Linked DNA regions of Homo sapiens: region 1 is linked to region 2. Evidence: read pairs that join two places in POLR2A ChIA-PET (ENCODE). Cell type or tissue: HepG2. All regions are shown on one strand.

Region 1 (4,000 bases), 110 kb before region 2:
CTCGATCTCCTGACCTCGTGATCCGCCCGCCTCGGCCTCCCGAGGTGGGGCTTTCAAGAGCACATCAGCTGCAATCGTATAGGGAGGATGTAAACTTGCCCTAGAGACACCTGGTTAAGTATGCAGGTTTCTCAGGCAGTGGGCAGGGCCATAGAGCTCCCAAAGAGATTATGATCTTTGTCTTCTGCTACCAGCTGGGTGGAGAAAGACCACGAGGTGGGGGCAGGGATAGGCATGTCTGAGCTCAGACTCTCCTTGGGTGGGGCATGCTGTGGCTGTTGTGGGAGATGGGGGTGTGGTTCCCAGTCCAATGGATTTGTATTCCCATGGGGAGCATGTCTGCCTCTCCTGAGTCATACTGGTCGCCAGGGAAGTGGGGGAAAGCCAGCAATCACAGACCTCACCCCACTCCCATGCAGCCTGCAGTCCTAAAGGCTGGTCTCACTCCCACTGTGGCCCCCCAACAGCATGGAGTCTATTAACAGACAGGTGGTGACCAGGGCTGAGAACTTGCCCTAGACCACCAGCTTCCCCATTGAGAAAGCAAGCAGACTCACAGTTTTCCGGCATCTCAGGGGCCCCGCAGCAGTGATCTAGTTCCTTCTAAGGGTCTGTGGATTCTCTGAGCTTTTCTGGTATGGTCCTGCAGTAGTTCTTGGAGAAAAAGTTCACGAGGTGAGTCTCCTCTGAGCCGGAGCTGCAAGCTAGTCCTGCCTTCTATCCGCCATCTTGCCCGCATTCTTTTAGCTTTGAAAGTAAGTCTTGCCCTAGGAAGTTTACTGGAGTAGTATCCCACAGTACAAAAGTATGTTTTTTCTGAAAATGGCCCCAAAGTCCATTGAACGAGTTCAAACATAGGAACCTCTTGAACTTCATTCAAAACCCCCAGCAAAAAACATAACGTTTTTACTCTCAGCGATTTGTTGATCTATTAAAGTGGCTTTATGGTAGATAGGAGGCTTTGGTATCCACCAGGATTGTACAAGATTTCCTTTATTCTAACTCTTGTTTCTCTATGTTTATTTAGAGGTGTTATGGGCAGCACTTTATCAGGGGACTCTCTTAGAGTCTGGTCAATTATCACGAGAGCTAAAATCTCTTGGGCTCTCTCTAGCCTAAAGGAAAGAGGCTTATTGGTGGACTGTCAGAAAAATGGAGAATTTCTTTTCCAGTGTCTCTTTTCTAGTCATTTGCAATAAAGGGAGATACTTTGGGACCTCTTGTTTCAGGACCTCTTGGTTGAAAAAACTTCACAGGTTGCAGCTTTTTGAAGGTTGAAGGGACATAGGCTTGTTAATCTTTGGGTTTTTTCTTCCTGTAGAGCCCTTTCAAAATGTTCAGCTACAGCCACCAATTCAGTCATATCTGTCACTTCCCATCTAGGTTTATGTTTTTTAATTAAACTGCTAAGTTCAGGACAAAATCTGCTTATAAATAGAACAGTTTATGCCGTTTCAGTCTCTGCAGGAAATGCTCCTTGCCATATGTTGAGCCCAGAATGTTTCTGAAATAGTGTTTCTAAGTGAGTTCTATAATGTGAAACTGGTTCATCTTTTTTTTTTCTTGTCTGCAGGATTGCATCATGGACCAATCAATTTTTGGTGAATGTGATTGGTCCATCATGCAAACCAGAAGACAAAAATGTGTGAAAAATCTTAGAAATTGAATCTAGAAGGGGTTCAGCATTTTTTCATGCTCCTTTTGGCCCTTCCCATGAGGAGGTCTTGGAGGGGTCTTTAATATCCTCCTCATGTGTGTTCCATTCTGTTGCTGGCATCCATTTGCCAGGTCCCAATATCATGTGAATAAATTGGTAAAGGTCAAGGAGTCCTGGATCCTCCATTCCTAGGAAGATTCTAAATTCCTCAGTAAATTTTTGAGGGTTTCTCCTTGCATCAGGGAAGTCTTTTACAATGGCTCTAAGCTCAATTTTAGATCATGGAGTTAAAGTGGTTACAGCAGGAAGGCCTGGCTGATCAGAGGTCTTACTTTGTAAAGACATCTGTTTGCCTTCTCTTTTGTCAATATTCTTCAGGGTGAAAGGGTAATTTAGCAAGGTTAGTGGACTCAGAATATTTAGTTGGGGATGGATAAAGAGAATAAACAGTTGTGGTTAGTTCAGTAAGAACATAGTCCTTGTTTCTTTTCAAAGTATCTTACCAGTGGAAAGTTTAAAAATTAATTTATTATAGGCCGGGCGTGGTGGCTCACGCCTGTAATCCCAACAATTTGGGAGGCTGAGGCAGGTGGATCACCTGAGGTCGGGAGTTTGAGACCAGTCTGACCAACATGGTGAAACCCCATCTCTACTAAAAATATAAAATTAGCCAGGCATGGTGGCATGCACCTGTAATCCCAGCCCACTAGGGAGGCTGAGGCAGGAGAATTGCTTGAACCCGGAAGGCAGAGGTTGTGGTGAACTGAGATCGTGCCACTGCACTCCATCCAGCCTGGGCAACAAAAGCAAAACTCCATCTCAAAAAAACAACAACAAAAATAATTTATTGTAATTTATTGTTATTACTATTAATGATTATTTTGAGACAGGATCTCACTCTGTTGCTCAGACTGGAGTGTAGTGGTGCAATCTTGGCTCACTGAAGCCTCAACCTCCTGGGCTCAAGCAATCTTCCCACCTCAGCCTCCCAAGTAGCTAGGACTACAGGTGTAAACCACTATACCTGGCTAATTTTGTTTATGTTTTTGTAGAGATGAGGTCTCACTATGTTGCCCATGCTGGTCTCGAACTCCTGGACTCAAGCAATTTTCCCACCTTGACCTTCCAAAGTGCTGGGATTACAGACATGAGCCACTGTGCTCGGCCTTAGTCCTCTTTTATGATGTCCTTAGTCTGTTGTTTAAGATTTTCACTTGCTTTTTGCAAAGAATCTTTTACGGATGCAATTTTTGATTTGTTCAGTCTTTTAGATCTTCCTATACTAATTAAAGGATACATACTATTGTTTTTATGTGGGATTCTGATTCCTTTTTTCTCATATGACTTGCAAATAAATAATTTTAACCAAATTAAAACTTCCCCATTATCTTTTCTAAGTTGTCTCAGTGAGGTTAACCCATTTTTTCTGAAAATGCACATGTTCTGGGCCCATAATTTTATACATAAAAGTAGCTGGAGTCCCAGAATGTGGAGTCCCAGGCTCTTTGAATTGAGATGAACTCATTACCAAAAAGGTACCCACCTGAGGCCCTCAGCCTCTAACTGAATCTAATCCGGTTGATTATTGAATCCAATCCAATCCCAAACCCAGCCCAGTCCAAAGATTGCTCAAACAAACTTGGAGAGCTGAGAACACAAATTCTTGGATCTTGGAATCTGAGAGAAAATTCAGCCACGACCTCCAGTTACAAACAAGAAATCAGTGGGCACAGCTGGCTTCGCAGGTATCTGGTCTGGTTCCCTGGTGTTCCTGGGGGTTGCTGAAGTTTTACTCTGTATTCTCACTTCTGACACCAAATCTGTTAAAAGAAAAACTTTAGACATATTAAATTTAACAGAGTTTAATTGAAAAAAAAAAGAAAAGAAAAGAAAAAAAACAACCAAAATGATTTCTGAATTTGATAGCCCCCAGAATCAGAATAGATTCAGAGACTCCAGGGCTGCTACATGGTCAGATAAGATTTATGGACAGAAAAAGGAAGGTGACATACAGGAATTGTGAGCTACAGAAACAGCTGGGTTAGTTACAGCTCAGCGTTTTCCTCATTGGTACAAGGTCTGAACAGCTGGCCGCCTGCGACTGGCTGAGACTCAGCCATTGTTACAGAAGCATACTGCTGAGTTGAGTTTTCAGTTTGTTTAGGTACTAAGTTAGCTTGTTGTTCCTAAGTAAGAACTCAAGTATGTGAGTACAGAGGCTTTCTCAGGCCAAATTTAGTTTGATTTAACAGAAGTGAGGAGCAACCAGCCTCATTCTCACTGTGGCTGGGTGTGGGCATGTCCTGGGCCCTCCCACAGCTCTAGGAATTGCCTGAGAGACAG
Region 2 (4,000 bases):
TCTGGATGCTGGCCCACCTCAGGGAAATATAGATGCTGTTTTTCTTTCCTGGTGCTTGTTTTGCAAAGCAACTTGAGACACATGGCCAGGGCTTCCTTCTGGGGCTGCAGCATCTCCCTGCAGAAGCAGCCAGCTCCTCCACAGCAGGGTCATCAGGGAAACACCCCATTCTCTGTTCCCCTCCATCGCAGAACTAGATGGGTTCCTAGAGGCTCCCTAACTAGGTCATCCTCCAGCTGTCCACAGACCTTGCCTTCTGTCTTTGTAAGCGGGACACATGATGCATGGTCCTAATGCGCATGTTTGAGGGTGACAAGGAGCCTTGATGTATTAGTATACCGGGACAACACGTATAAATCATGACTGTCCCTGGGAATCTGAGATTCCAACGCAGGACTGCCTGACACCAAAACCTATGCTATTAGGGTTGACAGAAGGGAAAGGAAGCCAGAGAGAGCAGGGAGAGCTCTCCAGGGAGGGGTCCCAGGGAAAGGACCTGGAGGAACAGTTCCATGTGAGGACACTGCTGCTTTTGCCTTCTATGTCCCCCCACCCAGCCTCCTCCCTTCCAGGCCTAACTTCTGGTGAGCCAGACCCACTGGGGCCAGGAGAGTTGGTGCAAAGATCCTTCAGCGGAAGGTCAGGGGTTCTGGAGTGAGTCTTGGGTCCATGTAAGCAGAGCCAGCCACTTCCCCTACCTGGCCTTTGTCAACCCTTCTGCACACTGGGCATAATCCCCGCCCTCCGTGGGATGATGTGGGTGATGGGCTGTGGGCCCTGTGAGACACGGTAGCTCTTCTCGCTTGGGGTCTGGATGGGGGCTCTCCTTGAATATCTCCTGGAGGGACAAATAAGCTCTCAATCAAATACTTCCTGTTGGGCACCTATTCCTGAGCACATCTCTCTGGGAAGAGGGGGTTAAAAAAGGGGGTCTATGACATTCCTTCCTCAAAGCATTCTGGATGCAATGGAATAATACAGGAGCTGGGATATAGCTAACACCAAGAATGACAGATGTTGAGAAGCTTGAATGGGGAAGAGGAAGCAGGCATGGAGATGGTTGTGGGACCAGTCGCCATGCTGGTCCGCGAGGAGTCTCAGGGGGTTATGGCTGAGGCAATGGCACTGGTGGTCCTAAGGAAGAATTTAGGTGGTCTGGGCTTCCATGCCATGGTTGCCCGGGCCCCAAGCTCTATGTGTACGTGATGTGAAGCCAGGAAATGCAGGCAGTGCAGCTCAGCCTCCTGGGCTGCCGGAGGAGCTCTGAGAAACCTGGGGCCAGGGAACCAAGCAGACTGGCTCTATCTTGGGATTTGGCTGCAGACACTGCAGGAACTGAATGCCTTGCGAGGCTGGGACTGCCTTCTTCAGCCCCGTTTCTGTGTGGGGTCCCACGTAGGCAGCTGTCACAGGCTCCCAGAGGGATATTCAAGTGGACCAAGGCAGGAGAAAGGCTGGGGAAGGCTGAGGTCAGCAACGCCCTCTTCGGTTTTTGATAATTTTAGCCACATAGGGAGGAGGCCAGTTGTTCTTTATCTGAGGCAATTGTCTTCAGTTTAAATGAGTCCCCGGAGAGGCTCACAGCTGGGACAGGAAAGCGGGCAGAGGCGGAAGTGGGGAGGGCTCAGGGCTTGACAACGGCCTGGCTCGGTAGGCTGACTCCTCCGCTAGGAAGCAGCAGCTCCAGATCTGAGTGCAGGGAGGACAACTGCATCCCCAGGAGGCCCGGGAGGTCACTGTCTGATCTGGAAGGGGCAAGAGATGGATCACAGGAACGGAAGTATAGGAAACATGGCCAGAGTTAGCAGCGTGGGTGCAACTGGAATCGATTGTTAGCCCATCCACTTGGGGACTTTCCACAAGACAAAGCAAATGCTCCCCTCCAGCCTATGAGGTCAGGGACCTCAGGACGTGTAGAGCGTTCAGTGTCCCCGCTGCCCTTCTGGCCTCCCTGTGTGACTTGGATGGATCTGAGGTGCCTGCTCCTGGACACCGCTCTCCTGCAGGGTCAGATGTGGAGTGTCCCCTGCAGGCCTGAGGACTCAGCACTAGTGAAGGGCTCTCAGCAGCTTGCTCAACAGGCACTGTCCCCTGGGATGTTGGTTTGTTTAAACGAAGGTGTTCTGGCCTAGTGGGCGGTGGCTGCTATGAGTAATCCTGCTCCACAATTGACATCTCAGTTCAAATTCTTCAGCTCTGTCTGTTTTTCACCCGATCCATGCAACCAAAGGGCTCACATAAGCTGACACCCATCGCCTGCTCTCCTCAGGGGAAGCATGGGAGCCAGGGACAGGAAAGCCTCTGCAGGGCACAGCCAGGCACTGTGTCGCCCAGCAGATCTGGACACAAGGGCTGCGGGGCCAACCAGACACTCCACTGAGCATGCGGGCCAAGGAGGCCTCTGAGAGCTCAGTGAGAGGACACAGCTAGGAAGTGGCAGAACTGGAATCTGGATCCAGATCTGCCTGGCTCCAGAGTCTTTCTCTGGGAGAAATATTATGAAGCACTATTAGAGGGTGACCTTTGCCCCCAAACTCACTGTTCCTTAAGCCCACAGCCCAGACAGTCATGTTATTTGCTAAAAACAAAGCTTAGCAGTTTGATATGGATTCCATTTCATAAGAAGGCAGGAGGACGCTGTTGATAACACATGGTCTTTAGAGCCAGCGCAACTTAGCTCTGTCACTGCTTGCTGTGTGACCTTGGGCCAGTCACTTAACCTGAGGTTTGCTTTCATTTGTTAAAAAGTAATAATAGTTACCTTCTATAGTTATCTTGAAAACCACAAGAGACATGTTTATAAAATAATTAGAACAGTCTCTGGCACATGGTAAGTTTTCCAAAATATGCGGCTCTTATTCTAATAATATATTTTTCCTCTCTGTTATTGGGGATAAGTATAGCTTGATTGATATATACATGTGTATGTGTGTATGTATATATATAGCTCCACACATTTAAACCATAACAGCATCTTGTGGTGACTCAACCCGTCTGTCTGCTAAAAGAGAACAAGCCCCTGGCCCATTTCATGTGGTTGCTTTGAAGGATGATCATAAATGTGTTCATAAAGACCTCTGCCAGATGTCAAATCCTCATTCATGAAGCGTAGGATTCCTTCAAGACTGCACATCCAGCTGGGGACAGAGAAAATAAGAGATCACAAAGGGGTGTTTTGAAAATTTGCAGAAAAAAAAAAGAACCAACAAATAGGGGACTCTAACTACATCCCTTTAACCTGACTTTTGGTCCTTATTAAAGTCCATACTTTGAAGGTTTGAATTCACTGGACTGGGGGCTCATCTGATCCTCCCCAGGAACTCTGAGACATTGAGGCAGAAGTTTCTAGCCCACAGCATCCCTGGGGAAAATGGTGAAGGTGCTTTGGAATCAACACTCAGACCCCTGGGGTTTACAGCCGGGAGCCTGCCCCCAGGCCTGGCCAGGTGGTGGCTTAGCGGATGGGTGGGGAGCCACCCTCGGTAAGCAGAGTGCCAGGATGTGTGGCTTTCCCCAGGACTGAAGCTAAAGGCCTGCGAGGGTGGCTCTGCACACCCTGCCCCCTGCCTCTCCTTGGCTCAACTCCAGAGGCTTCTGGAATCAGCTCTTGTGGCCTGGGAAACAGAGCCTGGGCTATTTTGTCTTCTGATTTTTTTTTTTCACTTCATATTATTTTGTATCCTCATTTCCCTGTGTCACTGATAAAATTATAATAGTTAACATGCTCAGTGCTTATCATGTCGTGGGCAGGGGTCCAAGCACTTCACAAGAATTAACTCATTGAAGCCTAACAATGGCTCTACAGGCACCTAATCATCCCATTTTCTAGCTAAGGAAAGTGAGATATGGGGAAGATCATGCAGCTTCTGCAAGGCCGCTCAGCTAGATGGTGGCAGGACTGGGGTCCTAGCCCACGCTGAGGCTCCAGGGCCTGGGCCTGTACATGAAGTGGCCATGCAAGACGCTTACCACATGTCAGACATAGTTCAGAGGAGTGAAT

What was found. Peaks named below come from ENCODE experiments on the same cell type or tissue, not always from the same donor. Only the 100,000 strongest peaks of a DNase experiment are listed, where the experiment ranks them.
Region 1: POLR2A ChIA-PET joins it to region 2 with 5 read pairs; 4 of 35 experiments call an interaction of 5 or more read pairs at or near these places.

What each region holds. Positions count from the first base shown.
Region 1 is chr2:20,415,411-20,419,410 of GRCh38, forward strand. LOC105373465 (a long non-coding RNA gene) reads right to left here. Exons shown (of 5, transcript XR_001739317.2): 3 at 3,201-3,477; 4 at 558-654. Among named protein-coding and RNA genes, the nearest start is that of RHOB, 30 kb to the right of the region's middle. In HepG2, no CTCF peak of the experiment used is centred here; DNase peaks (open chromatin) are centred at 2,031 and 3,741; H3K4me3 peaks cover 1,329 bases.
Region 2 is chr2:20,523,335-20,527,334 of GRCh38, forward strand. LOC102724948 (a long non-coding RNA gene) reads right to left here. Exons shown (of 3, transcript XR_939794.3): 3 at 2,832-3,137. Among named protein-coding and RNA genes, the nearest start is that of HS1BP3-IT1, 67 kb to the right of the region's middle. RefSeq lists an enhancer at 1,650-1,949. In HepG2, a CTCF peak has its summit at 2,033 (motif pointing left); a DNase peak (open chromatin) is centred at 2,137; H3K4me3 peaks cover 535 bases.